Regions from separate parts of the Homo sapiens genome. Here region 2 is linked to region 1. Evidence: chromatin loops called from intact Hi-C (ENCODE). Cell type or tissue: Caco-2. All regions are shown on one strand. Links, peaks and the distances in the headings refer to the core of each region. The heading gives the core; the rest is flanking DNA.

Region 1 (12,917 bases), core at 2,177-10,176:
GCCCTCACCAGAAACAGATGCTGGCACTATGCTTTTTTTTTTTTTTTTTTTTTTTAACAGTCTGTAGAACTGTAAGCCAAATAGACCTATTTCCATTATAAATGAAAAAAAATTTCATAAGGCTATAGCTGCCACAGATAATGATTTCTCTTAGGGCTGAGCAAAGTAAATTGAATACCTTCTAAAAAGGATTCTACCATTTCTAGATGCTGTTAAAACATTCATGAATCATGAAATAAGTTTAAAATATAATTGACAGGAGTATAGAAGAAGTTGATTTCAACCATCAGGGATGACTTTGACGTGTTCGAGACTTCAGTGGAGGAAGTCACTGCAGAGATGGTGAAAATAGCAAGAGAACTAGAGTTAGAAGTGAAGCCTAAAAATGTGACTGAGTTGCTGCAATCTCACAATAAAACTTGAACAGATGAGGAGTTGCTTCTGATGGATGAGCGAAGAAAATGGTTTATTGAGATGAAATCTAACGCTGGGGAAGATGCTTTGAACATTGTTAAAATGACAGCAAAGGACTTAGAATACTACATCAACTAACTTGATAAAGTGGCATCAGCATTTGAGAAGATTGACTCCAGTCTTGAAAGAAGTTGCACTGTGGTAAAGTGCTACCAAACAGCATCACATTTCTAAAGAGAAATCTTTTGTGAAAGTGTGACGTGGCACACTTTTATTGTTGTCTTATTTTAAGAAATGGTATATAAAAATGTACATGCTATAAAAGCCAACCCAACCTTCAGCAATCACTATTCTGATTAGTCAGCAGCCATCAACATCAAGCCAAGACCCTTCACCAGCAAAAAGATTATGACTTGCTTAAGGCTTGGATGATCATTAGTATTTTCCAGCAATAAAGTATTTTAAATTAAGGCATGTACATTTTTTAGACATAATGCTATTACACATTTAATAGAGTACAGTGCAGTGTAAACATTACCTTTATATGCACTGGGAAACCAAAACATTTTTGTGACTCACTTTATTGCAATATTTGCTTCATTATGGTGGTCTGAAATTGCACCCACAATATCTCTGGGGTATGCCTGTATTTATCTAAAGACAACAAAATCAGTATGTTGTAGAGATATTTGCACTCCCATTATTATTGCAGCACTATTCACAATAGCCAACATAGAGAATCAAACTAAGTGCCCATCAGCAGATCAATGAATAAATAAAATGTGGTTTATATACACAATGGAATACTATTCAGCCATTTAAAAAGAATGAAATCCTATCATTTACAGCAACATAGATAGACCTAGAGGACATTATGTTAAGTTGAATAAGCCAGGCACAGAAAGATAAATATTACATGATGCATTAGTCCATTTTCATGCTGCTGTTAAAGAAATACCTGAGACTGGGCGATTTACAAACGAAAGAGGCTTATAATGGACTTACCATTCCACGTGGCTGGGGAAGCTTCACAATCATGGTGGAAGGCAAGGAGGAGCAGGTCATGTCTTACATGGATGGCAGCAGGCAAAAAGAGAATGAGGAAGACACTGCAGATGACATGATTATATATCTAGAAAACCCCATTGTCTCAGCCCAAAATCTCCTTAAGCTGATAAGCAATTTCAGCAAAGTCTCAGGATACAAAATCAATGTACAAAAATCACAAGCATTCTTATACACCAATAACAGTCAAACAGAGAGCCAAATCATGAGTGAACTCCCATTCACAATTGCTTCAAAGAGAATAAAATACCTAGGAATCCAACTTACAAGGGACGTGAAGGACCTCTTCAAGGAGAACTACAAACCACTGCTCAATGAAATAAAAGAGGATACAAACAAATGGAAGAACATTCCATGCTCATGGGTAGGAAAAATCAATATCGTGAAAATGGCCATACTTCCCAAGGTAATTTATAGATTCAATGCCATCCCCATCAAGCTACCAATGACTTTCTTCACAGAATTGGAAAAAACTACTTTAAAGTTCATATGGAACCAAAAAAGAGCCCGCATCGCCAAGTCAATCCTAAGCCAAAAGAACAAAGCTGGAGGCATCACGCTACCTGACTTCAAACTATACTACAAGGCTACAGTAACCAAAACAGCATGGTACTGGTACCAAAACAGAGATATAGATCAATGGAACAGAACAGAGCCCTCAGAAATAACACCACATATCTACAACTATCTGATCTTTGACAAACCTGAGAAAAACAAGCAATGGGGAAAGGATTCCCTATTTAATAAATGGTGCTGGGAAAACTGGCTAGCCATATGTAGAAAGCTGAAACTGGATTCCTTCCTTACACCTTATACAAAAATCAATTCAAGATGGATTAAAGACTTAAACGTTAGACCTCAAACCATAAAAACCCTAGAAGAAAACCTAGGCATTACCATTCAGGACATAGGCATGGGCAAGGACTTCATGTCTAAAACACCAAAAGCAATGGCAACAAAAGCCAAAATTGACACATGGGATCTAATTAAACTAAAGAGCTTCTGCACAGCAAAAGAAACTACCATCAGAGTGAGCAGGCAACCTACAAAATGGGAGAATATTTTTGCACCCTACTCATCTGACAAAGGGCTAATATCCAGAATCTACAATTAAGTCAAACACATTTACAAGAAAAAAACAAAGAATCCCATCAAAAAGTGGGCAAAGGACATGAACAGACACTTCTCAAAAGAAGACATTTATGCAGCCAAAAAACACATGAAAAAGTGCTCATCATCACTGGCTATCAGAGAAATGCAAATCAAAACCACAATGAGATACCATCTCACACCAGTTAGAATGGCAATCATTAAAAAGTCAGGAAACAACAGGTGCTGGAGAGGATGTGGAGAAATAGGAACACTTTTACACTGTTGGTGGGACTGTAAACTAGTTCAACCCTTGTGGAAGTCAGTGTGGTGATTCCTCAGGGATCTAGAACTAGAAATACCATTTGACCCAGCCATCCCATTACTGGGTATATACCCAAAGGACTATAAATCATGCTGCATAAAGACACATGCACATGTATGTTTATTGCGGCACTATTCACAATAGCAAAGACTTGGAACCAACCTAAATGTCCAACAATGATAGACCAGATTAAGAAAATGTTGCACATATACAGCATGGAATACTATGCAGCCATAAAAAAGGATGAGTTCATGTCCTTTTTAGGGACATGGATGAAATTGGAAATCATCATTCTCAGTAAACTATCGCAAGGACAAAAAACCAAACACTGCATGTTCTCACTCATAGGTGGGAATTGAACAATGAGAACACACGGACACAGGAAGGGGAACATCACACTCTGGGGACTGTTGTGGGGTGGGGGAAGGGAGGAGGGCTATCATTAGGAGATATACCTAATGCTAGATGACGAGTTAATGGGTGCAGCACACCAGCATGGCACATGTATACATATGTAACTAACCTGCACATTGTGCACATGTACCCTAAAACTTAAAGTATAATAATAATAAAATAAAAAAAGAGAGAATGAGGAAGACACAAAAGTGGAAATCCCTTAAAAAACCCATCGGATTTTGTGAGACTTATTCACTGCTATTAGAACGTATGGGGGAAACCACCTCCATGATTCAGATATCTCCCATCAGGTCCCTCCCACAACACATGGGAATTATGGGAGTACAATTCAAGATGAGATTTGGGTGGGGGCACAGCCAAACCATGTCATTCCACCCCTGGCCCCTGCCAAATCTCATGTTTTCACATTTTACAACCAATCATGCCTTCCCAACCGTTCCTCCAAAAGTCTTAACTCATTCCAACATTAACTCAAAAGTCCACAGTCCAAAGTCTCATCTAAGACAAGGCAAGTCCCTTCTGCCTATAAGCCTGTAAAATCAAAAGCAAGCTAATTATTTCCTAGATACAATGGGGATACAGACATTGGGTAGATACAACCATTACAAATGAGAGAAATTTGACAAAACAAAGGGGCCACAGGGCCCATGCAAGTCTGAAATCCAGTGGGGTGGTCAAATCTTAAAGCTCCAAGATGATCTCCTTTGACTCCGTGTCTCACATCCAGGTCATACTGATGCAAGAGGTAGGTTCCCACAGTCTTGGGCAGCTCTGCCCCTGTGGCTCTGCAGGGTACAGCCTCCCTCCTGGCTGCTTTCATGGCCTGGTGTTGAGTGTCTGCAGCTTTTCCAGGGGCACAATGCGAGCTGTTGGTGGATCTACCATTCCGGGGTCTGGGGGATGGTGGCCCTCTTCTCACAGCTCCACTATGTGGTGCCCCAGTAGGGACTCTGTGTAGGGGCTCTGACCTCACATTTCCCTTCTGCACTGCCCTAGCAGAGGTTCTCCATGAGATCCCTGCTGCTGCAGCAAACTTCTGCCTGGGCATCCAGGCATTTCCATACATCTTCTAAAATCTAGGTGGAGGTTCCCAAACCTCAAGTCTTGACTTTTGTGCACCCACAGGCTTAACACTATGTGGAAGCTGCCAAGGCTTGGGGCTTGCACCATCTGAAGCCACGGCCTGAGCTCTATGTTGGCTCCTTTCAGCCATGGCTAGAGCGGCTGGGACACAAAGCACCAAGTCCCTAGGCTGCACACAGCTCAGGGACCCTGGGCCCAGCCCATGAACCCACTTTTTCCTCCTAGGCCTCCAGGCCTGAGATGGGAGGGGCTGCCAAGAAGACCTCTGACATGCCCTGGAGACATTTTCCCTATTGTCTTGGGGATTAATATTCAGCTTCTCATTACTTATGCAAATTTCTGCAGCCAGCTTGAATTTCTTCTCAGAAAATGAGATTTTCTTTTCTATTGCATTGTCAGGCTGCAAATTTTCCCAACTTTTATGCACTATTTTCATTTAAAAACTGAATGCCTTTAGCAGTACTTGAGTCACCTCCTGAATGTTTTGCTGCTTAGAAATTTCTTCCACCAGATACCCTAAATCGTCTCTCTCAAGTTCGAAGTTCCACAAATCTCTAGGTTAGGGGCAAAATGCCACCAGTCTTTTTGCTAAAACATAACAAGATTCACCTTTACTCCAGTTCCCAATAAGTTCCCCATCTCCATCTGAGACCACCTCAGCCTGGATTTCATTGTCCATATCATTATCAGCATTTTGGGCAAAGCCATTCAACAAGTCTCTAGGGAGTTCCACACTTTCCCACATTTTCCTGTATTCTTCTGAGCCCTCTAAACTGTTCCAACCTCTGCCTGTTACCCAGTTCCAAAGTCGTTCCCACATTTTCAGGTATCTTTTCAGCAACAACCCACTCTACTGTTACCAATTTACTGTATTAGTTCATTTTCACACTGCTGATAAAGACATACCTGAGACTGGGCAATTTACAAAAGAAGAGGTTTATAATGGACTTTACAGTTCCATATGGCTGGGGAAGCCTCACAATCATGGCGGAAAGCAAGGAGGAGAAAGTCACATCTTACGTGGTTGGCAGCAGGCAAAAAGAATGGGGAAGATACAAAAGTGGAGACCACTGATAAAACCATCAGGTCTAGTGAGACTTATTCATTACCATGAGAAGAGTATGGGGGAAACTGCCCCCATGATTCAATTATCTCTCACTGGGTCCCTCCCACAATATGTGGGAATTATGAGAGTACAATTCAAGATGAGATTTGGATGGGAACACAGAGCCAAACCATATCACATGATGTCATTCATTTGTGGAATCTTAAAAAGATGATATTACAGAAGTGGAAAAGTAATTACCAGAGGCTGGGGACTGTAGTGGGAAGGAGGATAGGGATGGATTATGCAATAGGTACAAAATTACAGTTAGATAGGAGAAATAATTTCTGCTGTTCTATAGCACAGTAGGGTTGACAATACTGTTATAACTAGAACAAATAACTAGAAGAGAGGATTCTGAAAGTTCTTACCACAAAGAGATGATAAGTGATGTGATGGATATACTAAATAACCTTATTTGGTCATTATACAATGTATACATGTATGGCAACAACACATTTTACCTCAAAAATATGTACAATAATTGTGTCAATTAAAAAGCAAATAAACTTACAAAAATAAAATAAAAAGGGACGTGCAATCTCAAAACTTACAAAGATAAGTATATAAACTCAAATTAAGTTTTAGTGAATCCTAAATATTTACAAAGTTTTCAAATGATTCAGCCTTTTAAAAATCTGGAAGAGTTTTTCTTCTTTCCTAGTAAGAATCTAAAAGAAGGAAAGTCACATTTATATTTTATCTTATTCTTTGAATCACTATTTACCACCTACAAGAGAAAAAAGCAACATAATAAACTAGGACTATGAACCATGAAAAAAGAATTCAGATGTTTGAAAATTGTTCTTCCAGAACAATGGTAAAACTAAAAGCAATTTTTGATTTCACGAACATTTGCAACTTTAGTTACACTAATTACTAGTTGACAGGATTTTAAGGAATGCATTTAACTTAATAATACCCTCAAACAGAAAAACATTTTGCAAACGGTAATTTCAGTCTATTAGCTATTTACGGCAAGTCTTATCCAGCTTGGCAAATATTTGAGTGCCTACTAATGGTTCAAAAGTGGTACTGCACCATAAAGCCTCATCTGGTCTAAAGCTGGGGAAATTGAAGGGTCCTGTGTACTTGATTTAGAGTCTACAATAACCAACCAACTCTCTGTTTTCTGTCTTTAAAAAACTGAATCACTTGGGGAAAATAGGAAAATAAAATTTAGTAGGTATTATTTTAAAAAATACAACTTACAAATACCATTTCCGTTTTCTTGAAAACAAAGCTTCCTTTCTGCAAGAAACAATGACAGGTAAATGTGAAGTGAGCTGAAGTATGCTGTAAGGACCGTGGATATGGAGACAAAACACCAGTGTTCTCATCCTAATACTGTCACATTCTATGTGTTGGTTTCCACATCTAAAATGAGGGTTTTTCTGGCTTTAAAATTATGACCATAGAAAAATTTCCTCAGTCAGTAATGATTAAACTTCCAAAAATATAAATAAAGTGATTGTTTTCATTTTGCAGCATTTTATAACAGAAATTATAGCTAACAAAAGTTAACAGAGGACTTGACTATTTGTGGATTTTTATTTTCTTCTTTAAATTCTTGGTTTTGTTCTGAACTTTCATAGTAGGCATAGATTACTCTTACATTCATAAAATGGGTTTCTTTTTCAAGTTTGAAAAAGAAATAAGTGAACCATAGTTCTTTCAGTAGTATAGGTTACATGGTATATGTTAAAATTTTCCTCCCCATTCAATCCCAGCAATAAAGTACATATACTAGTAATAGTCATTTAGGCCATCACAGAGATATGTTGCATTTTTAATGTGGTTGATTGGTGTTTCTTTTAATAAGAATAAATTTAAAATGGAACTTTTTTTTTTTTTTCATTTCAAAGCATCTTGATATAACAGGAAGAGAATGGGTTTTTCCATCCCTGTATATCTAGTCAAGAATCCCATCCCTTCTGCTTCCCAACTGTGACTTTGGGCAAGTTGGCCAACATTTCTGAAGATGAGTAGGGCTACTGTATGGGATTACTGGCAAATGGTCTCTCTTCTGTATTCCATTCTGGGGTGGTGAGTCTGAGGCTCTGGAAACTTCATGTCCTAGGTTTCCTTGCCAGCTGGATTCCAGTATGGTTTCATCAATGGGAGCCATTGGCTGGTGATTGGCAGGTTTCTAGATTCTTTCAGCATCTGCCTAGTTGCAAATGACAACTCCAGCTCCAGCTCCAGTTTCCAGTTTCTCTAAGTACTCTCAGTCCCAGCTGCACTAAGTTCAGAATAGCAGCTAGCTGTTCTGCATCAATTGGTCCAAGCACTCCACAGTGTGGGCCCCAGAGGTATCAGCATCAGCCACACTGCACATCTCCTGCTCTATGTTCTCCCTCAAAAAGCCAAGCACTATAGGGCTGGGCCTTCACCTGAGGGGTTCAAGCATCAGTTCTGGAAATGGAGGAGGGGGTCTCTCCTTTGATCCCCTGGGTTCTAACAATTTAATTGTGCCCTTCTTTTACCCAGTGTGAATGCCTACTAGTCTAACCATATAGCTAAGAAACCCCTTTCTTCATTTATCCTTGCAGTGGTTTTGTATCAAATTTGTGCCTTAGCAAACCACCTATTTTAACCCTTTGGGTTGCTTAGGAGTTGTCCAAATGGTGCATTTTAAAGTCGACCATGTCATGGATCTATTGTATTTCTTAAAACTGTTAATAAAAGATCAGTCAATAAACCTGATTACATCTGCACATCTGCAAAGAGTGTTTCAAAGTCTGAAAATTCCTTTATCCTCTGTAAAGGCAATTTAACCCCAGGAAGTTCCACGTCCTAAGCAGGTAAGTTTCCAGTTGATCAAAGAACTGATTTCTCCCAAATAAAATTTTAGTCTTTCCTCCAAACCACTCACTTTTGACTCCTTACACCTTCATTCCATTTTTTTCTTTTGGGTGGAGGTGGGGAAGCAAATAAACTGTAGTAATACAAATTGTTACTTTAAAAAAGACCTCTACTTTAAAGTTCCCTACAGTCCCTTAAAATTTTTTCAGTCAGTAGGTACTCTCTCCAAGATAATGCTCAAAGTACTAAGTCTTTTTATTCATACATTCAACTTTTAGTTGTGACATGGCATTATCACTGATGTGATATATACATGACATATACAACTTCTCTCTCTAGGTAAGAAAAAGAATACAACATATTTCTAGCATTTCCTGACAGATTCAATAATCAGCAAGTAAAAGAAATCCCATCAACCCATAAGTTTGTTATTAGTCAATATAGGCTTTTGATGGATGAAGTCATTTTGGGAAATTTCCTAAATTCTAAGGTGTACAGAAGGAGGATAACTGGATCTCAGTTGTCCTCTGAGTCCTATGCTTCTCTGGATCAATTTTAGAGAACACAAAGTTTTAGTGTCTTTTTCCACTTCGATCACTTTAAATCAGAAGGAGTACCTGGATGAAACAAAAATGAGTTTTCCCAACTTCCATATTGACTACATGTGCTCCGGCAGTATCACAAGTGTTGAGCTTCTTTGTCACACAAAAGTTTCAGGATTACCTTGTCATGCTCATTTAAATGTATGATGGATTGATTTGTCTCGCTTCACTTTTCTCTCCTACTGTTTGAGGTTCCTGGGAGGAGTTGTTTGGAGTGAAGGGAGAAGGGGATGGTCTGAAAAGCTTTGAGGTCTATCTGGAAACAACTTTAGATGTGTAAATTCTGCAGAGCTTAAGGCTTCTCATGCCTTATGATAGAGACAGTTCTCTCAACACATCATGATTGGTCCTGGCTGGCCCTAGAGGAAATGCAGTCCTTTCAGGGTGTGTAGGATGAGGTGCTATTGCTGGGGCAACGCATTGGAGTCTAATTGCAGGAGTTAAATTACTACCTGGAAACCGGAGGAGAGCTGTGAAAGGAAATTGTGGTGGCATCTGATCCTGAACCAGCTAAGTTTTGAGGCTTTAAGAGGAGGTAGTTTTCAAGCAGAAAGTGAAAAAACCATTTTCAAAAGAGACTTGGTGAGACTCAGAGCACAAGAGGTAATGCTCATGTCCAGGTACAAAGTTATGCTGAGAGTGGGAAGACAATCACCTTGACACAAACCACAGAGTAGCTCAGGTACAGTGAGGATTGAAGGGATAAAGCACTGTTTTGTGCTTAACCCTAAGGTTTTGCCATTTTAGCAATTGAAGGTGATTATACTTTGGGCTGTTTCTGAAGACAATATCCAGGAGGATCCACCATGGGGATGTGACCAAACACAGGGGATGACTACATAGCTGGGCGAATGACCAGAGGACAAGGCAGCATGGCCCATGCTGAGAGAGAAGCAGCACCCTGTTTAGGGTGTAAGTCATTCCTGGGGGACAAGTGTGCTGGGAGCTAGTGCTTTCCAATTAGACACATGAAGGCTACCAAATATATACCCACAGACTGATTGAAAGTGGACATTTTCAGATTACACCTTACTTATATATTTAACTTTATATTACTATTATATGTTAAACCTCACATGTATCCCTAAAATGAAGTTACCAAATGTTTGACTTGCAAAATATTTTCCAATCTAAAAGCCATAGTTTTCATTGTTTCATCAAGACCATTGTTCTTGGGATACCTAGTTAAAATGTCTTAATTCAGTCTTCTTATCTTTGTGGTTTTCCAATGCTACCAAACTAAGACTCCAGATAAAAACCATTTTCCTTTGCAATGACTAAAGTCAAACATCTTAGATTTTTCTATCCAAATCATTACCCTATTTACCATCACATTTCAGTTCTGGATATGTCTGAAAGTAAAAATAAAAATGTTTTCTATATCACAAGAAAGCATATTTGAATAGGAACTTCCGGTTAACCACAGTTTCTATTCTACTTCTATTAAAAGAAATAAGCAAATGCAGGAAGAAAGACTTCTAAAGAAATATTTTAGATCTCCTCTGGCACTTTGTATCTTGATGAATTGCGCATTTACTCCAATTGGGCTTTTCTGCTTGGTTTTGCTGTGTGCATTTTGATGGCGAAATCTAAAACCGTGTGGCTGCTGCACTAACGTGGTTTACTGCCAAGCAGCTGGACCATTATAACGGAAACTCTGAGCTTGTGAGACACAACCACTTTTTAAAAAAAATTTAATTTACCTTTAGAATCATGTCTTATTTTTCAGCAAGAAGTTGTCTTTATATTTCCCACTAATTTCAGAGGAAACACTGACAAGTTAAATTTTAGCAATTTTAATTAATTAATCAAAACAAATAAGGTGATTGTATAGTTGGTTCTATTTGGCTTTCAGCTGTCCATAGAGATGATTAAACGTTTTGGCAAAAGTACAAAAGCTCAGCAGAATTTGATAGACCAACTCTTTTCTCCACTAATGGACATGGATGATACATAGTCTGGGAAAGGAGAAAGATAAACTGTTTTTGACAGTGGATTAAGGGCAGACCTCTGCCATGACCTAGAAAAGACAGTGCTAAGATGAACTCTCCCTTAAGTTTTTGAAGGGAACTTAATCCTACCTCTTTCCAGAATGACTATTTTATCTTCTTTATTTCTGCCTGGCTGGGCTTAGTGTTCCATTGACCTTACTCTTCCTGTTGGATGTGCAGAACTTCCTCCAGCATTCAGAAAAGTGGGGATGTGGCTCTGGAAGAATGTGAGGGTAACACTATGGTATAGTAAGTAATGCAGGCCCAAGAACAGGTAATTTAAAGGCAATCCTGTTTTAAAATTACTCCAGATGACAGAATGTGTACCTAGGGTCTGCAAGGAAATTCATCAAACCTCAGGGACAGAAGGACTATATCTTTAACCCAAAGAGGATGTTATCTGAGCCATCTCAGTAAGAAAAAAACCCAAATCTTTCATTAGAAGACTGCCAGAGAAGGCAAGCCATGTCTACCTCATTCTAGTACCCTGGAAATACACCACTCTGTCAGCTATGATGGTGTCCCTGAGTACTTTCTCCAGTTTTCTAGCCAAACCACTCTTAAGCTCACCAAATCTCATCCTCACTTTACTACTGTTGACATTTCTAGGGCCTAGCAAACAGTAGAATATTTCAAGTTACAGAATGTTCTTTGCCAAGAGCAAGCAAGAATTCTGAACTGCTCATATATCAGCAGTCAGCACTTTCCAAAATTGAAACAACTGTTTTTTTTGATTGATAATGGGCTACACTTTTCCCTCAAAAAATAGAAAATAAAATACGTATCATAAAATGACTGTAATTGCTTGTAACTACTCATTTTTAATTCAAATACTATCTCAACTTGAAGATCCTCCCTCTTACCTACCATCATTTGGATTGGTAACTTCAATTTATAGTTACACTCTTACTTTATAGAACATCACAGTTAGAGATGTTATTCTTTTAGGAAATAATTTCACAGCACTGTTTCTCACATTCTACAAGTTTTTAGTCAACAGTGGCATTATACTCTCTATAGCTACAGAGAAAAAAATTAATCCTTAAAGAGCTAACAAATTTTCATTCCAAGCTAATTGAGTCCCTCTTTTCAGGCACCTAAAAGTCCCTCACAGACTAGAACAACTCTAGCTCCCCATAAAGGGAATCTTATGCTCTATGCTCTACTTGCTCTTGACTACAACATTTTAATGACAATCTTCTATGAAAGTGAAAACACTTTTCTGAATGTATGCGTGTCCCAGGGTTCAGATGACCCATTCTAAAATCCCACCTTCCTATTTTTGGAGAAACTGAAAAAGTACAAAATAACTGAAGATGAAGAAAATAACTCAATTCAGAACATGTTGCTAAATCCCTTGTCATTGATGGTGTAGACAAGGACAATGGCTTGAGATTATCTCCTTCCAACATCCTATTCAGATGTACACATTTACACTCTAGCAAGCACCTGGAGTAATTTCTAAATAATTTTATCATATCTTAAATAAACTTTCTATTTAATCTAAATATGGTTATTATTTTGAAGGTTTGCCAGTGATAAACACTGTAGAAATAAACACATAGAGACTAAAGTTAAACAGAGTTATTTTACCAGAGCTGAAGAGGAATGCTTAGGTAGACTAACATTATCCTTCCAAAGATGTTCGTATGTAAAGAATGAATACTTTACATATCGGTAGCCAGTTTTCCCAACATCATTTATTAAATAGGGAATTATTTCCCCATTTCTTGTTTTTGTCAGGTTTATCAAATATCAGATGGTTGTAGATGTGTGGTATTATTTCTGAGGGCTCTGTTCTGTTCCATTGGTCTATATCTCTGTTTTGATACCAGTACCATGCTGTTTTGGTTACTGTAGCCTTGTAGTATAGTTTGAAGTCAGGTAGCGTGATGTAGAAAGCTGAAACTGGATCCCTTCCTTACACCTTATACAAAAATTAATTCAAGATGGATTAAAGATTTACATGTTAGACCTAAAACCATAAAAACCCTAGAAGAAAACCTAGGCAATACCATTCA
Region 2 (12,917 bases), core at 1,619-9,618, 120 kb before region 1:
ATTTGATAATATAATTGTTTAAGGATAAGAAATAATTTTTTTATACTTCATCCATTCAACAAATATTTATTGAGTACCTGCCTACTCTGAAGCATTTCTACTTATATAAATTCTAGGAATTTGAGCAGAATGTTTTCTAGAGTTTCTAGTACTTCTGTGAAATCAGATAAACCGATTTGACTTGACTTCTTAAAATCCATTAAAAGAATCCTAAAACCACCTGCTAACTGCAGAGCTTGGTTTACAGTTTTACCAAAATTTGTGGAGAGTGTGCTTGAATCACAGTCAAGAGACATAGGTTGAAGTATTGACTTAAACATACAGCTTGTTGAAAGGAAGTCATTTTAATGCTTTGTGCCTCAGTTTCTTCATTTGTGAAAAGATGCTATTGAACTAGACTTTTTTGGAATCCTTTTTGCTCGAATGTTTTATACTTTCTATATTGTAATTTTTGTAGGAGAAATATGACACAAGAAATATACATTCTAAATAATTTTTTGAGCAGTTTTTGTTAGAAGATTTGCATATTGGTGTCTGTATTAGAGAGGATTAGTATTGAGGTTTATGACTAGGTGAATTTATTTAGTGATCATGATAAAGACTTTCAATTTAGGATTATGTATCATTTAGGACAGGTGTCTTCTGCAGGTGGTACTAAGGGAGACTCTAACTATGGATCTGCAAAATCATTTAAGAGTTTTTCTTAGGTGCTCATGGCTAACAGTATTTAGTTGTGTTCTTTTTAACCATTAATGAAATTATGCTTCTCATAGCTTCAGATGCTTTGAGATTCTTAACCCTTCTTTCATAGCAAATCATATAAGTTCATTCATACAGTCCATTTGGCAAACACTTATGGAACCAGGCAGTTACTAATCATTGAAGATGCAGAGAGGTACAAGACTGTTCCTAACTCAACCTGAGTGGGGGAGACAAGCAAAAATAGATAATTGCAGAGGAGTAGAGGCACAACAGAGTTCAGCTAGGAGAGGATGTGGAGTAGGTAGAAATGTATTCAGGATCTTTTAGAGTTGGCGATTAATTTTTTTAAGAAAGATTACAGTTTTATGGGGTGAGTTGTTGAGTAGAGGTTGGGGACAAGGATACTGATTAAGAAGAAAACAGGAACATAAGGTATAGGAAATGGAGAAGGGTTGCATTGGAAGGACATTTAAAAAGCAGAATTTAAGATTGATGATTTTATTGGATTTGGAAGGTGGAAGAACCTGTGAAAGGCACTGGGATTGAAGGTGCTGTGATGTTGTCTTTTCTCAGAATAGACAGTATTGTTTTCTTTTAGAGAAAGTGTCTGATGAGATGTTCGAAAACAAAAGAAAAACAAAATTAAGATGTACACACTCGATTTTTCTCTGTATATCTTGATTTATGATGTGTCTTTTCTTCAGTGTTAGCCCCAGAAAGGACAGGCATGTGACACATATTAAAATACATCATCTTAATCACTTGATTGTGTTATAAAGCTGGATTAAAATGTGATCCAATAACCTTTTATTAAAATGTTCTATAAATCATTTTGCCCAAAACCTCTTTTTAAATTGTAACTTCAACAGTATTCCACTAGATGGCACTAAAAGCCTGAAGAAAAACAGGGTAGGCTTTAAAAGATAAGTTTATTTAAAATGCACACAGAAACTGATGAACCGGCTATCTTTGACGGATTATTATTGTTGTTCTAGTGGGATTTTAGGAGAACGTGCCATTTCCTCATGTAATCAGACATCTGGCCATTCATTATAAACTTACGTGGCATGTGGTTTTAGGGTATCTGTGATCTTGAAATAAGTTTTGAATCCTGTTTCATTTGGAAAGAGATAAAATCTATTTCTGTTCAGTGATTAATGACTTTTGTAATACTGACTGAATATTGAAAACTTCATGTTTTGTTCTTACTTCTAGCTCTGTTTAGATTTTGGTCACTAAACGCTTCTTTTTTTTTTTGCTTTCAGTTAGAGCCCTAACGTGATGTTAACTTTGGTAAGATTATAGCTTCCGTTTTCCCTATAACAGAATAGATTTTTTATGTTGACGAATGAAGAAATGCAAACAGTAAAAAAAAGTCTTTGATCAAAGATTTGCTGTGGCAAACCGCAAATCATGCTTGTAAAATTTCTCCACTTTCCTTCTCAACACACACACACACATACACTGCATTCTGCCATTGAGTTATATAATCAGCTATATAAGCACTATATTCTGCCACTGAGTTATATAATCAGGTGTATAATGTGGACTGGTCTAATGAGCTAAGTACAGAAAGAGGAGTTGGTGTGCATTTCATTTTTTATTCTATATATTTTTTTCAGAGTTTTGAAATCTGACCTGTGAAGTAAAGATTTGCATTCATATTTTTGTTTGAATAAAAACTAGTACTGAAGATTATGAGATTCCAAGCTGTTATGTGGGTTTAGAAATTAGGTTAAATTACTTTTCAAAATTGCAGAAAATATTGAGTTTAATAATGGTAAGGAAAACTGTTAAGCTGTCATAACTTTTTATAAAAGTGAATAGAATTAAGAGCCCTGAATTTGGATTAGTATTTTTAATTAGTGTGGTATTTTAGATAATTTAAAAGTAGTGATTAAATACAAAATTAGTAGTCTCTCTTTTTTTCCTCCTAAACTTGAATATATTCCCTTGAGTGATGAACTCTTAAGTGGAAAATTTTTTGGTAAAGTTATAGCCTAGTTCCTTAGAAACCACAAACATACTGGGAATGTATCATAATACCTTACATTTGAGGGCTCAAATTGTTTTACATAGCTGAATCCCCAATTCCCATAATACCTTTTTTGTTGTATTGAGAGGAAAAGTAGCTTTGCTAAATCAAAGATGTTGACTTAAATCTCTAATATGATTGTTTTTCTTCACTTTTCATAAAGTTATATTTCTGATGTACATTTATGTACATGTTCATGTAGCTTTATCTCAGACATGATCAAAATAGAAAAATAGACTAGGTGGTATTATATGCAACCTTATTGCATGTTGTGACTGCTGGAAAAACACAGCCTCTAAAACGTTGAATTCTGCTTGGTTTATTACATTAAGAAAATATTGAATATTTTTGCCTGTTTTTGATATAGCCTAACCTGAGGCAGTGATATGTGTTAAGATGTTTTACTTTTAGTGAAGAAAATATGGTTCTAATATACAAAAAATATGTTGAATTTAAACAAATCTCAGTTGTTGCATTTGTCTTTTGGCATACATGCAGACTCTCCCTTGTGACATTTTTCTATCCTGCGGAAGCCACCCTTTATTGCTTTAACCTGTTGTGCACTTTCTCGATTCAATATTTTTACTTTTGCTTTGCTTTATATTTGTAACCCTATTCTCCCAATTTCTAAATCTGAAATTCTACCTATTCTCTCATATTTTCCAAATGCCACCACTTCCATCAGATGTGAACCCACCGTCTGATGCCTTCATTCTGTTTGCATCACCCTCATGTTCTGCTGTGCATTGTCATTGCTTACTTATTCATCTGACCCCTCCTATTATTTTAACAACTGTTTGAGGGAAGAGCTATATTTTACTCATTTTCGTTCCTGTATGACCTAGTATGGGAAATTTTTACATAATGGGAATTTAAAAAATTGTTAAATGAAATTTGTTTTTTAGGGGAAGATAAGGTTATAGAGCTTTGAAAGTAGGCAGGTTAGTTTCTAATGATAGTATGGGAGAGAGATTTGATTTGTTCATTTTTTGCCTTTTATGCTTTTGTTTTCTCCTCTTTGTTATTCCAATTCATTACTTTAATTGTAGTTTTTTTCTCCAGCTTTAATTCTGGGGTAATGCTGATAATACTTTTTGCTTAGTTGATTACCATTGACAGCAAGTTGTGTGGCAGCACATTTGGTAGCCTGTAGTTGACAAATTATTTTTGGACTTTCAAGTTTTAGAGAGCATTTATATCACTATTAATGATACTATGTATTTATTAATTATTATGTGACATAAAATTTATTATAAAAATATTTTAAACATTTTTAAGACTGAAATATTTTATCCTAGACTTAGTTTGAATATCTAATATTATTATAATTTTTTTCTTAAATCATATGTTTAAGTATGGTGTAAGAAGTTCCATTTGGTATTCATTTCCCCCAATTTTGCCTTGTAATTTTTTTATAGGAAACTTTTTGTTCATTTTGTTTATGTAAAATTTGGGCTCACACCTATGTATTGGTTCTATTTTAGGTGAAGAATTATGTATTTTTGTACATCTCCCACCCTAGGGAATCAGTTTCTATTAAATTATGTAGTAATTGTGTTAAGAATAGGCAATCTGGTTGCTTCTGTTTATTTTTCTAATTTACATGTGTAAAATATTCCTAAATCAGTTCACATCGTTATCTCTAATTAAAAGAAAGAAATGTTTTACTAAGAGTTGGTGGAAAATTTTGACTATTGAAACAAGAGCATATTGTCTTTTCCTTTCCTTTTGTCTTATATTCATTTTTTGCAATTAACTGTAAATTAATTTTAGTTTGATCAGTGATTATCTATGGTGTGCCTTGGCACTGTGGAGCAGCGTGATGGAGAATGAAGAGAAATCTCAGTTCTCAAGAAGTGTACAGTCTGATTGAGCAGGCAGCCCTAACAGCGATGAAACATTTGGACAATGATTAGGTAGAAGCAGAGCTTTACAGACTGCTAGTTCAGTGGGACTAAAAAGAACACGGTGATCGGGATTCTAATCAGAAGGGGGTTTGAATAAGTTCCAGTTCAGATGTATATTTTCACATAGAAGTTATGAAATTGTTTTAAAGGAGAGGATATTTTATAGGGAAATAATATTACATAGGGGCATTTGTTTTAGATTTAATTCTATTTTGTATGCTACATTTCTTTTTCTGATTTTCTAGGTTTTATTCCTTTCCTTAGTCCAGGTTTCTTACACTTCAGAGTATCAGGTGTTCCATGTCAGTTCTTTGAAATTATATGGGGTTGTATGCTCTCTGTGATACTAATTGCTTAGTTCTTTAGGAAAGAATAGCATTTGACATACATATACAGATTGTACTCCTTTTACAGATTCATCATGTTTTTGAAATGTACACTTGTGAGATACTTATAAATTATGTTTTTTCTTTGGCATTCTTAATAACTTCGGATATTTGTTTCACTGTCATTTTGAGAGAGACACAGAGAGAGAGAGAGAGAAAGAGAGAGAGAGAATGCATGTTTGCCCTTTACAGGTGAAAAAAAAACTAGGCATGAAGAGACTAAGTTGCCGAGGGTTAATGATGGAATTGCAGCTAAAAATCCAAGTATCTTTACCTTCTTATCAATCAATTAGGTACTATATGGAGAACCTCAGCATGGTGTTATATGTCATTGACATTTATGCTTTTAAGATGAAAGTACTCAATTGTTGCAGTCTATTTGAATTTCTGGCTTGGCTCTATTTCTGATTTAAAAAAATCGTAGCAGTTTTTGTAATCTTCAAATATTTTGTCTTGAATGGTATCAACTGCATTTATTTGCTCATGTTGCTGCAGACTGCAGAATTCCTAGGGAGGCAGTGTTGCCATGTCCTCACTTGGGCCTCATTTCCTCCCCTCCCTCAGCTTACAGTATATGAAGCTGATATTTCAAATGCCTGTGGACTTTTAGGGAAAGAGATTTCCAGGAAGTGCAGACCTCCTCTTCCATTTCATTTCTGACTTTCATTTCATATTTCAATTGGATGCATGGAGGCTGCCTGTTGATAGGCTAGTTGGTAACCTTCCCTTCCACACGTGTGAGTTTTAACCAAGTCTGTGCGGCAGCACCACTGTCCAGGGTGCTAAATGGATTCCTGTGTTGTAGATAAACCCCTTCAGGAATGTAGTTCCCACTGTTGGGACCCTGGATTTCTTACTGCAATCATAGTAACTGATTGCACGCTGACTCAGTGATAGCTATGTCATTGACCTTTTTTTCTCGGTGTATTTTATGAGTTAGCACAGAAGAGGGATTTTCTTTTCCAAGCATATTTGATTATTCAGGTTTGATATTTATGAGTTTGCCTTCTCTTTTAAGTTTATTGGAACTTTACATTTAAACAGTCAACATTTTCTTGAGTTTTAGATTTGTTCTATTTTTTTGGCTTGAAATTACTAATAGGGAATAATTTTATAGTTAGTTTTACAAATACAAAATATAAGTTAAACTCTAAAAGATATCTGAGCAAGGCTCTTCTTACAAATAAAAAATATGCCCTGCAATAAAATAATCTAGAATGTCTCTATTTGAAAAATATACTGTTCTTTGATCTTTCACAAACCTGACAAAAACAAGCAATGGGGAAAGGAGTCCCTATTTAATAAATGGTGCTGGGAAAATTGGCTAGCCATATGCAGAAAGCTGGATCCCTTCTTTACACCTTATACAAAAGTTAACCCAAGATGGATTAAAGACTTAAATGTAAGACCTAAAACTATAAAAACCCTAGAAGAAAACCTAGGCAATACCATTCAGGACATAGGCATGGGCAAAGACTTCATGACTAAGATGCCAAAAGCAATGGCAACAAAAACCAAAATAGACAAATGGGATCTGATTAAACTAAAGAGCTTCTGCACAGCAAAAGAAATTACCATCAGAGTGAAAAGGCAACCTACAGAATGGGAGAAAATGTTTGCAATCTATCCATCTGACAAAGAGCTAATATCCAGAATCTACAAAGAAATTAAACAAATTTACAAGAAAAAAACAACCCCATCAAAAAGTGGGTGAGGGATATAAACAGACACTTCTCAAAAGAAGCCAACAAACATATGAAAAAAAGCTCATCATCCCTGGTCATTAGGGAAATCCAAATCAAAACCACAATGAGATACCATTTCACGCCAGTTAGAATGGCGATCATTAAAAAGTCAGGAAACAACAGATGCTGGAGAGGATGTGGAGAAATAAGAATGCTTTTACACTGTTGCTGGGAGTGTAAATTAGTTCAACCATTGTGGAAGACAGTGTGGCAATTCCTCAAGGATCTAGAACTAGAAATACCATTTGACCGAGCAGTCTCATTATTGGGTATATACCCAAAGGATTATAGATCATTCTATACAGATACATGCACACGCATGTTTATTGCGGCACTATTCACAATAGCAGAGACTTGGAAGCAACCCAAATGCCCATCAAGGATAGACTGTATAAAGAAAATGTGGCACATATATACCTTGTAATATATGCAGCCATAAAAAAGGATGAGTTCATGTCCTTTGCAAGTACATGGATGAAGCTGGAAAGCGTCATTCACAGCAAACTAACACAAGAATAGAAAACCAAACACTGCATGTTCTCACTTATAAGTGGGAGTTGAACAATGAGAACACATAGAGGGGAACGTCACACACTGGGGCTTATTGGGGGGTGGGGGGCTAGGGGAGGGATAGCATTAGGAGAAATACCTAATGTAGATGATGAGTTGATGGGTGCAGCAAACCACGATGGCATGTGTATACCTATGTAACAAACCTGCACATTCTGCACATGTACCCCAGAACTCAAAGTATCATAAAAAGTGAAAAAAGAAAAATATACTGTTCTTTAACTGACCAGATAATTTTTGTACATTTCCTTAGTATTTTTATTGTGTTATTTTAATTACTGAAAATGATTTAAAACAATAGTTCCTTTTTGTGTATATAAATGTATTTGAGGTTAATTTGAATTAAAAATCAAATGGCTAACTTGTGATATGTCTATAATGTCTTGATTAACTAGTGTGGCAGGGGAGTGGGTATCTGAATTGTAAAAATTTACTAGTTAACTGAAGCTTTATCTGATTATGCAGTGAAATTGCATAGGATAGGGATGCTGACATTGGGTTTAGGGATTTGTCTGTCATGCTGTTCTTCAAATCCACAGAACCTCCATTCTGTATCATTAGAAAGAAAGCATTTTATCATATAGAGAAGTTTAGCTTCATAATCAGATCATTAATTGTAACAGCAATCCACTTTGAAGGAAGCCTCATAGTATTACAGAACTAAATTTGTGAACCTTTTCTGGAGCCACTGTTTCTTAGCTGAGTACTGAGATTTTTTTAGCAGGGTTGATGTCTTCTATTCAGGACTCCAAAGTTGATTGTGACCCAGAAGTTATTGAGGTGTTCTTCCCTTATTATCTGTGGTGAGACAGATTTTAGAATATTATTAAATAGTAAAATTTATATATCTGTGATATGTATGTATGATATGTTTAGGTAGTCACTTTTTTTTCTTTTGTTGGACATTAAAATTTTTATCAACCTTGTTGATGTGCAAGGAATTGAGAATAAAATCTAAATATTCAAACTGGCTAGTTTTCTTCTGTAGTTGTTAGTGTTAATGGTCGGCTAGTTCCTAATTTCCTGTGAACTTTTCTGATTTCTGTTGGTTTGTATCCTTGGTCAGAATCGTTCCAGGTAGATGTGACTGTTAAGACAAATGATCATTTATTTCCATGCAGATATAATTTTAACAGCTACAATTACTATAATTGTGATTTTTTTTTCTTAAAGGAAGAATTCAGGGAACTTCGAGAACAGCCAAGTGACCCTCAAGCTGAACAAGAGCTTATTAATAGTATTGAACAAGTATATTTTTCTGTGGATTCATTTGATATTGTTAAATATGAGCTGGAGGTAAACAGAATTTCATTAAAACATAACTAAGGCCTGTTTTGTTCAGTGATTGGATTTATGAGATTTGAATACTTTTTTGAGGCATTTATGTATTTTTGGTACCAGAATAGGTCTGTGATTACCACATTGTGATTAAATCAACTGTCAGCATTGTTTGGCGATGAAATTATTATTTTTTGAATGTAACTTTAAATACAACCGTTCAGGGAAACATTTCTGTATTTTTGGTTTTCAATTGTTAGTATTTAATGTGTTAGTATGCTGTTTCTATCCTATTTTATAGTATCTATGTTTAGAGAAGCTCAGACTTTTAATTACAAAATATGTATTTACATAATTGTTTAGTGATGATAAAAATTCTTATGCCATAGTGTTTATAATACTGACATTTTAAATTTATAAGAACTTTAACGAAAGTCAGAATAGTGAAATTTAGTCTTAGATACAACCAAATGCTGTATGCATATATACTTTATATGCATTATTCACAGTCAGTCCCCAGCTCAGTTTGAAGTTTCATCAGTCAGTTGACTGAGATTGTTTCCCTGTATATGGTATGCATTTTTTGGTTAGTTTCCCATACTGTCCTCTGAAAGCTGATGTAATCCAGAATGTAGTCCAACAACTGTCACACAGTAGTACTTATGGTTTGTAATATTCCAGAGGAGAAATCTGTTTTGAGTTCTATCATAAACAAATAGAGATATATCTGTGGATGGTAGAGTTGGGGTTAGGTTAGTTACTGTCTCACATTCTCCTGTCACAGGCCGTGGCAGCAGTGTCTGTCGGCCTAGGGTCCAGAGTCCCCAGTGGTAGTGGGGTTTCTCAGAAGGCAGAGCAGCAGCAGTGGGGGTAACAAGGCTGAATGAGGGGTGGAACCAGAGGGCTGTGTACTAAAGATGTATAGGCTTTTGTGGTTGGAACCTAGGAGGGAGGTTGGGAGGACAGGTGGCATGGAGGGCAGTGGGATGTGACACTGTTTTGTATGCACAGTTTGTAGTTCACTAGTCAGAAGGGTCCAGGTAAATGAAACCAAATTAAACAATTTATTTTTTCCTCTTCTTTCATGAATTTTTTTCTGTAGAAGCTTCCACCTGTTCTCAATTTGCAAGAATTAGAGGCGTATAGAGACAAATTGAAACAACAGCAAGCTGCAGTAAGTAAAAAAAAAACACATTTCTTTCTGGCAAAACTCTAGATGAAACACAACAGAGAGGTATAATGTTTGCAGATTTATGGTTTTAACTAACAATTAACATAGAAACAAATCTTGTTATTTAACATGACTGATTCAAATGATGCATTTACATTAAAAATTTAATGCGTATGGTTTTCCTTATGTTACCTTGGTAGATTTACTTCTAGAACTTGGAATTTTCTCTCTGGAATCCTAAATGTGATCAAAGAACTTTGAACTTTGTTTTAGATTAGTAAGTACCTTTAGGCTCCTTGTCATAGACGTATGATTTCCCTACCCATAGTTTTGTAACTGAGTATTCCTTTTTGTTTTTTGAGACAGGGTCTTGCTCTGTTGCCCAGGCTAGAGTGCGATTGCACGATCATGGCTCACTGCAGCCTCTCCCTCCTGGACTCAAATAATCCTCTCACCTCAGCCTCCTGAGTAGTTGGGATTACAGGCATGTGCCACTAGTCTGGCTATTTTTTTAACGTTTTGTAGAGATGACATCTCACTGTTGCCCAGGCTGGTCTTGAACTCTGGGGCCCAAGCGATTCTCCTGTCTCAGCCTCCCAAAGCACTGGAATTAGAGCCGCAAGCCACTTTGCCTGGCCCTGTAATGGAGTATTCTCTCAGAATTAATGTCCCCCTGAGATTCAGAAAGTCTGAATTGTAGTCACTAATTATGATGTTGAGTAAATCATTTAACCTCAGTGACTCCCTTTTGTTTATCAGTAAAGTGATAGGCTTGCATTTTCTTTAATGCGGTAAAATTCTCTGATTGTATAATTTCTTTATGTTAGGCTAAACCCACTTTATGAAATTCAAACTCTACTGTAGGGATTAATTAATGGTAGCATGTGTATTAATTTTTTTCAACAAAAGGACCAGTAGTAATAAGTTTATCGGTTTGAATTTAAGATATGATTTTTAATAATGCAACTGTCAAACAAAGGAAGGTATACTTTTCTATTACACTCAGAAGTCTCAGTGGGTGCTAGGGTCTGCTTGGAGGTAGCAGTGGTGGTATAGGGCAGTCTTGGGCAGGAGAAGGGATTTGAGCTCTAGAGCAGTGGTTGCCAATTCTTTTGGCACCAGGGACCAGTTTTGTGGAAGACAATTTTTCTATGGACTGGCAGGGGTGGGGTAGGGATGGTTTCAGAATGATTCAAGTGCATTTCATTTATTGTGTATTTTATTTCTATTATGGTTACATCATAATATATAATGAAATAATTATACAACTCAGCATAATGTAGAATCAGTGGAATCCCTGAGCTTGTTTTCCTGCAGTTAGACGGTCCCATCTGATGGGAGACAGTGACAGATCATCAGGCATTAGAGTCTCATAAGGAGCACACAACCTAGATTCCTTGCATGTGCAGTTCACAGTAGGGATGGAGTTAGAGCTCTTATGAGAATCTAATGCCACCGCTGATCTGATGAGAGGTGGAGCTCAGGTTGTAATGCAAGTGATGGGGAGCGGCTGTAAATACAGATGAAGCTTCGCTTGCTCACCTGCCACTCACTTCCTGCTGTGTAGCCTGGTTCCCCACAGGCCACGGACCAGTACTCTCTATTAGTAGACAATCCTGTGGAACCTTTGGAATTCTTAAAATGATATTTAGGATTAACATTGATATTTCTTCATTAATTAAAGTCTAAAAGCCATTTAAAATTTGATTTTCTTAACCTTAATGGAATCCCTCTTTCTAGACAAAAACAATGAGTGTATCTAAAAATTAATGTACGTAATTTCAAAGATGCTTGAAGCAGATTAAGAAAATGTGAAAGGATTAATGCAGTAGTGTAGTGGGTGTTCAATGTTTTGTTCTCAGTTGGCCTGGGGAAGGGGAGCCAGTTGTGTTTCTGGAGCAAACTCCCTAAATACCTTCTGTGTGTCCTGCTTCATGCCTCATGTGCTATCTCTGTTAGTGAAGTTGGCAGAGACCCTGAAATGGTGGAATTAGAGCCTCATGTTCAAAAATCATTATACTTCTAACTTGCATACGTTAATATTATTCATAGAACAATACACACAACCTTAGATATCTTCATAGCGTTCCAAAAAACATGTTTTCAGCTTTTCAGAAGTGGAGGACCAAACTACTTGCTTGTCTTCTTAGGCAACATAAAGGATCTAAAGGATACAAGCAAGTTCTTTTTCCCAGATATTGTCGCCATAAATTCAGTTGATTAAAAATCTGCTTAACAATTTCATCTTTTTCAATCAAATCCTATTCCCTTAAAGATGGTTACACTTTTTGGTTAATGTTACTTAAATCAGATAATGATACACATATTATTAACAATAATAATGACCATTTATTGAGTTTCTGTTAAGGACCAGGACCTGTGCTATGTGCTTTATTATATTACCTCTTTTACTAATTTCATAGCCCAGGGAAATGTGTATGGCCATAGTATGCCAATATCTGCTCCCAAAGTTATTGGGGAGATCTATGGAATATTCTTTTAAAAATTCAAATATAAAATATCATAGAAAGCATGAAGTTTGTTCTTTTATTTCCTTTGTTTGATTACATCTTCTTATAGGTATCTAAAAAAGTGGCAGATTTAATCCTTGAAAAACAGCCTGCTTATGTAAAGGTAGGATAATATTTGTTATTTTTTGTAGTAGAATTTTTAAATGTTTGAGTGATTTACACTTGAAACTGTTAAAATATTGTATTTTTTGTCAATAATTCTGTAGCAGCATATTGACTGTTTTTGGGTGTGTTTGTGTATATGTATGTATGTATATTTTTCTTTTTCTTTTGGGGTAATTTACCAAACTGAAGAAGCGAAGGGTTTTTATATATGATTCTAAAGTGATCTCTTGGGTTTTTCAAACTTTAGAAGAGCCAGTGAAAATTGCTCCCATTAACATTTAAACAAATAGATTCACCAATATTGACCACTCATTGGCAATATAACAATCTGGCTTTAAAATATGATAAAATTGGTACTGTCTAACTGAATCTGTGTTTTCATCGGAAAATCAGAGCCTTCAAAATCCATTGAAATGTCTACCAATGTTCAGATGACGACTTTCATTGTCAAAGCATCTTAGTAAACAGAAATCATATTTGTCATATC

Evidence for each region. A loop is a pair of places that touch in the nucleus more often than their neighbours do. Peaks named below come from ENCODE experiments on the same cell type or tissue, not always from the same donor. Only the 100,000 strongest peaks of a DNase experiment are listed, where the experiment ranks them.
Region 2: it touches region 1 in a loop (7-fold over the local background); 17 of 110 quality-filtered maps call a loop at or near these places.

Annotation. Positions count from the first base shown.
Region 1 is chr7:93,368,033-93,380,949 of GRCh38, forward strand. No RefSeq gene overlaps it. Among named protein-coding and RNA genes, the nearest start is that of MIR653, 110 kb to the right of the region's middle. In Caco-2, for the core only: CTCF peaks have their summits at 6,500 and 6,701; no DNase peak of the experiment used is centred there.
Region 2 is chr7:93,244,135-93,257,051 of GRCh38, forward strand. VPS50 (VPS50 subunit of EARP/GARPII complex) reads left to right here. Exons shown (of 28, transcript NM_017667.4): 3 at 8,519-8,641; 4 at 9,726-9,797; 5 at 12,375-12,428. Among named protein-coding and RNA genes, the nearest start is that of VPS50, 18 kb to the left of the region's middle. In Caco-2, for the core only: no CTCF peak of the experiment used is centred there; a DNase peak (open chromatin) is centred at 5,807.